Linked DNA regions of Homo sapiens: region 1 is linked to region 2. Evidence: chromatin contacts called from ENCODE Hi-C data. All regions are on one chromosome and are shown on one strand. The core of a region is the stretch at or near the end of the contact, and the rest is flanking DNA. Distances in the headings are between cores, read along the strand shown. Region 1 holds the start of NOL10 (nucleolar protein 10). Region 2 holds the start of RPS7 (ribosomal protein S7).

What was found. Hi-C counts contacts between places; a loop is a spot of excess contacts on that map. Pooled maps may share reads with other maps.
Region 1: a pooled map shows a loop between it and region 2 (5-fold over the local background). The contact joins the promoter of NOL10 here to the promoter of RPS7 in region 2. A Hi-C loop is called at or near these places in 2 of 50 pooled maps.

The regions. Positions count from the first base shown.
Region 1 is chr2:10,688,613-10,691,312 of GRCh38, reverse strand. It overlaps NOL10 (nucleolar protein 10), which reads left to right and starts at 1,338. Exons shown (of 21, transcript NM_024894.4): 1 at 1,338-1,517. The coding sequence starts at 1,452. It also overlaps the pseudogene RN7SL832P. RefSeq lists enhancers at 1,492-1,771, 1,832-1,891.
Region 2 is chr2:3,573,874-3,576,573 of GRCh38, reverse strand. RPS7 (ribosomal protein S7) reads right to left here and starts at 1,314. Exons shown (of 7, transcript NM_001011.4): 1 at 1,224-1,314; 2 at 890-982; 3 at 686-757; 4 at 1-87. The coding sequence starts at 964. It overlaps LOC124907726 (a long non-coding RNA gene), which reads left to right and starts at 1,465. Exons shown (of 2, transcript XR_007086196.1): 1 at 1,465-2,439. RefSeq lists a silencer at 768-1,057 and enhancers at 609-1,185, 1,186-1,761.

The sequences.
Region 1 (2,700 bases), core at 89-2,588, 7.1 Mb before region 2:
GATAGGGAATATAAGGACAAATGATATAGGGTCCACGAAGAACTCTCAACCTAATTCTGATGCAATGTGGTGTTGGTATTTGAGAGTTTCCAAAATGTTGTGGGTAGGAGAGCAAAACAATAATATTTGGGTTTTAGAAAGTAAGGCATAAAATAATTTGTTCATTAAATCAAAGGAAGTAAGAAGATCACTTGGGAAAGTTATAATCCAAAAATAGTTAAGTATTTGAGTTTCAGCAGGAGGAATGAAAACAGATTACTTTAAGGAAATATTTCATAATTAGAAATATCCAGGTTTAGATACTGAAAGTGAGGGCCAGAGATAGGAATGGGTTGAAGATGACGCCACAGTCTTCTTTTTTTTTTTTTTTTTTTTTTGAGACGGAGTCTCACTCTGTTGCCCAGGCTGGACTGCAGTGGCACGATCTCAGCTGACGGCAACCTCTGCCTCCCGGGTTCAGGCGATTCCCCCACCTCAGCCTTCAGAGTAGCTGAGATTACAGGCGCGCGCCACCAGGCCCGACTGATTTTTGTATTTTTAGTAGAGACGGGGTTTCACCATCTTGGCTAGGCTGGTCTTGAACTCCTGACCTCAGGTGATCCGCCCGCCTCGGCCTCCCAAAGTGTTAGGATTACAGGCGTGAGCCACCGCACCCGGCCTACAGTACTTCTAACGTAACATCGCAGAAACACTGGAGGAGAGAAGAGAATACACTTCCACTCGGAATTCGCACCCTGGTCGCCTTCATTCGCTGGGTTCACTCGCTGAACTGCCTCGCCCCCGCCCGGGAGGATGACATCTCGGCCTGGGCAGAGACTCGAAAGCCTCCTCCTGCCGCTCGGGATGCTAACAGCAGGGAGAGCTGTGTCTAGTTTTTTTTTTTTTTTTTTTTTTTTTGAGAGGGAATCTCGCTCTGTCCCCCAGGCTGGAGTGCAGCGGCGCGATCTCAGCTCACTGCAACCTCCGCCTCCCAGGTTCAAGCAATTCTCCTGCCTCAACCTCCCGTGTAGCTGGGACTACAGATGCCGGCCACCACGCAAGGCTAATTTTTTTGTATTTTTAGTAGAGACGGGGTTTCACCATATTGGTCAGGCTGGTCTCGAACTCCCGACCTCAGGTGATCCGCCCGCCTCAGCCTCCCAAAGTGCTGGGATTACAGGCGTGAGCCACCGCGCCCGGCTTGTGTCTAGTCTTGCCCGTAGCAGCGTCGCCGACAGCCACGCCGGGTTGTCAGAGCCTCACTAGTTTTTCTCCCGGCCGCCGCTCTTCCCGGATTCAGCCACCTTCCCTCTTCCGGGAACTTGCCCGCGTGTTCCGGCTCCAGGAAGTGCGTCATCAGTCGGCGCCAGCGGCCGCACGCCGCGGAGCAGGGGCTCGGAGGTCCCGGGATTACGGTGCTCGAGCACGCTGGTGGGAAAGGACCCGGGACTTGAACAGTGTTGTGCGGCGCCATGCAGGTCTCCAGCCTCAATGAGGTGAAGATTTACAGCCTCAGCTGCGGCAAGTCCCTTCCTGAGGTGAGTCACTTCCCGGCCCCCTCACTCTCGAGCTCTTGGGGGTCGTCCTCCTCGTGGGGCAGCCGCCCCTCTCCTCGGCCCTAGCCTCTGTTTTAGCTGGACGCTGGTCACCCCCCGACTCGGGGAGGCCCAGAGGCGGCTGACAATTTCCGGGGGAGGTGTCGGCATTGGGAGACAAGGACACTGCCGTCACCGCGCCAGAAACTGGACCAAGGGATAATCAGGGTCAGTGAGCTTTGCTGGAACTTTTGTAAAGTTCTCTGTTCCAGAGAACGCAACCATTTGGGCCTCTTTGGGTGTTCACAGTCCCTGCCGTACATCGAGGAGGAAAACGTGGCAGATTCGTTGACACATCTCTCCCCCATATGGCCATCAGCTGTTTGTGGAGTCCCTATCATTTGCCAGGTCTTAGGGATACAACAGTGAACAAGGGAGATACAGACTTCGCATCTGCAGAATTTATGGTGTAGAGGACAGTATTTTCGAGACTTGTTGAACTTAACCTGATTCCTAGTCTTAAAGTTGGAGAGGGCTTGGACAAGTCGGTAATTCTCTTCCAATCTTCTCGTGTTTAGTAATGCAGCTGAGATTTAATAATGCGTTTAATATGCAGCTGAGATCCAGCAAGGGGAAGGGTGACTTGTCCAGCATGACACACTTAGGCTCTGAAACTTGTCTTTTGTTTCTTATACGTGATGATCCAGCCTCTGTCCAAGCACTACCACTGAGCACTACCTTTTGTGGAAGCTCATTTCCATTTTGAGACTCTGCACTTGTTAGAAAGTGGTTTTCAAATATGTCACCTTATAGCATGCCACTGTTGGCCTGAGTCCTGCCCTTGGAAAACAGAATAAATATAGCTCTCCTTCCATGCGTCTGCTTCTACAAAAATTTGGAGCCAGTGCTTAGGTTTTTCCTTTCTTCCTAAAATTCTGGTTTGAATAATTCCCTGTCTTCCAGTTGTTCTTCACACCCCATGAGCTTTCTCATTTTGTTCATTCATTCTCCACATGTATTGAGAAGTTACTGTGTGCAAGCAACTCTGTTTTAAGTATTGGGATCTATAGTGGACATTTCAGATAAGGTTCCCTGTTGGGGAAAAGGGAAATAAACAAGTGAGCAAATAAGGCAATTTAAGGTAGTCAAAAAGTACTTTTCGTGGTGAATGATTAGAAGAGAGCTG
Region 2 (2,700 bases), core at 65-2,564:
CCGGACTTGGATTTTCTGGAAAGATTTCAGTTGAGGAACGGGAACAAAGATTATGATAGCTTTCCGACCACCACCAACTTCAATTTCCTAAAGAAAAAAACAAAAATCCACTGTGTTAACTGCTTCAGAAAGTAAACGTTGTGGTCAAATTAGAGGATAAGAAGACCTTATCACTAACACCGTAGCTGCACTACAAACTAATACTAGTTTTGAGTTAATCATAAATGCATCCTTCGGAAATGTTCTCATCTCTCTCCAACCTTCACATTTCCTTATTCCAGGAAGGGAGACTGTTCAGGCCAGGAGGCCAATCACTACCACTTCTGCACCCCCACTTGCGGCAACTCCGGGCTAAGGGTAGAGAGAATCTCATCCTGAGCTCCCCACAGCTCTTTGCCGTATCTATAACTAAGTAAGGGCAAATAAGGTCCGAAATGGGCCCAGGCCCTCCCTACTCCACGTTTCTCCACCGCCCGCATGTGGACAGCTTAAGCCGCAGGGTACCTGCAACCCCACTCCCCGCACCTGGGCGGTATCACTCCCAAACAACACGGCCGAACCTGAGTTCAGGTTAGGCGGCCAGGCGGCAAGTCATCATCAACCGTAACCCAGGTCCAACCCTCTCAGGCACTGCGCGGGGAGACGCGCCGCAACCTCCCTCCCAGCCGAGGGAGCGCCAGCTTACCTTAGCTGCCGTAATATTCAGCTCCCTGAGCTGAGCCTTGAGGTCCGAGTTCATCTCCAGCTCCAGAAGAGCCTAAGAAGCAACGAACAGCAGGACCGACCCTGAGCGCGCGTCCGAGCACCCCGGGCCCAACACACGCGCGGCCGCCTCCCCTCCCGGGCGGGGCGCCTCCCCCCACCCCAGACCCCAGGGAAACCCTCTCACCTGGGAGATGCCGGACTCGAACTCGTCCGGCTTCTCGCCATTGGGCTTCACGATCTTGGCGCTCGAACTGAACATGGCTTTCTCCTGGGAGAACTGAAGGCACAGCGGTCAGCGTTACGCGGCCCGGGCTGCAGGCGCCGCTGGCTCGCCCTCCCGCCCGCACCCCCCGGCCAGGCCCCGCTCGCCCCGCAGAAGCCATCGGAAAGCACAGGGCGGGTAATCGGCTGTATCCCCACCCTGTGAGCAAGGCTCGCCCCTCCAGGGCCTGACTCCAAAAGGCGTTTTCCTCAACCCAAGAAGAAAAGTTCTGTCGGAGAGCAGGCCGCCAACCTACCTTGCCGAGCGCCGGCTTAGGAAGAGACCCAAATCTCGCGAGAGCACGTCAAAATCCGGCGTCCGAAGGCAAGAGGCGGAAACAGCGCGAGGAGGAGGGCGGAAACCGGAACATCACTGAGAAGCGGTAGGAGGCTAGAGAGTCCCAGGAAGCGGCTCTGGGGACGAGTGTCTTGGTAACGCTTTTCCGCCCTAGGATTCGTACTTTGGTGCCGTTTCCGAGCGTTCCGGTACCGGCTCCCAAGGTTCCCGTCTTCAGTGCAGGTTGCAGGCGGGAACCGGCCTCGTCCCAGCCCTGGGCCTGGGAGAGAGAAGGAGGCCGAAGAAAACCAACTTCGGCAACCTCCGGAGACAGGACGTTTAAAAAAGGCTAACTTGGCTGGGCGCTGAGGCTCACGCCTGTAATCCCAGCACTTTGGGAGGCCGAGGCAGGAGGATCACTTGAGCTCAGGAACCAGCCTGGGCAACATGGCGAGACCCCATGTCTACAAAAAAAAAAAAAAAAAAATTAGCCAGTCATGGTGGTGCGCGCCTGCAGTCCCAGCTACCCCGGAGGCCGACGCGGGAGGATCGCTGGAGCCGAAAGGTCGAGGCTGCCGTGAGCCGAGGTTGCACCACTGCACTCCAGCCTGGGCGACAGCGCAAGACCCTGTCTAAAAATAAATTTAAAAAAAATTGCGAGGCCTTCATTCTATGCTAGTACTGTACTAGGTGCTAATTATTAAGTAAAACCGACTGAACTCTTGCCCTCATGGAGCTTACAGTTCAGTGGAGAAGACATTACCTAAAGCAGTATGACTAAATATATAATGACATATTGTAATAACTTACATAACAGTACAATGAGAGGGTGGGGAGGGATTATTTATGCTTTAAGAAGTCGGGAATCCTGGAACGGAATGACATTAGACTGAGACACGGAAGAGCCGCAGGATCTATTGCTGGGGAAGAGCATTCCAGACAGGGAGGAACTCGTGCCGAATGATCCCGCTGTGGACAGGGAATTTAATCTGAGCTTCGGTTTCCTCTTCTGTCAAATGTCATGCAAGAGTTACTTTCAGCCGTGGTCCAGGCACTGTGAAAAATGCAGAAGCCACACTAGGTGCCCTCTCTCAGGATTCCCAACCACCTTTACCAAGCAGAGATGGTATTCATCCCACATTTTTAATGCTAGATATGCTCCCGCCCGGTGCTTCTCTAATAATGTTTTTTAAAAGGTAAGTGACTGTCTCCTTGGAAAATTAAGGATAACTTGAAGTTTCTTCCAGATAGAAAGTAAACTACAGCTGCGTCTACAATCTCATCTGGGCAGTCGTTCTGAGCCCTTTTGTCGAACTAGGTCCATTTCCTTACTCCACATGCACTTTTCGACCTGGCTTTTATCTCTGCTGCTCTATAAAAGTAGTAATCTAAAAGTTCATCCAGTAAAGCTTTTTCTCTGTGAACCTATCACTTGAGAACAAAAAAAATTAAAGTTA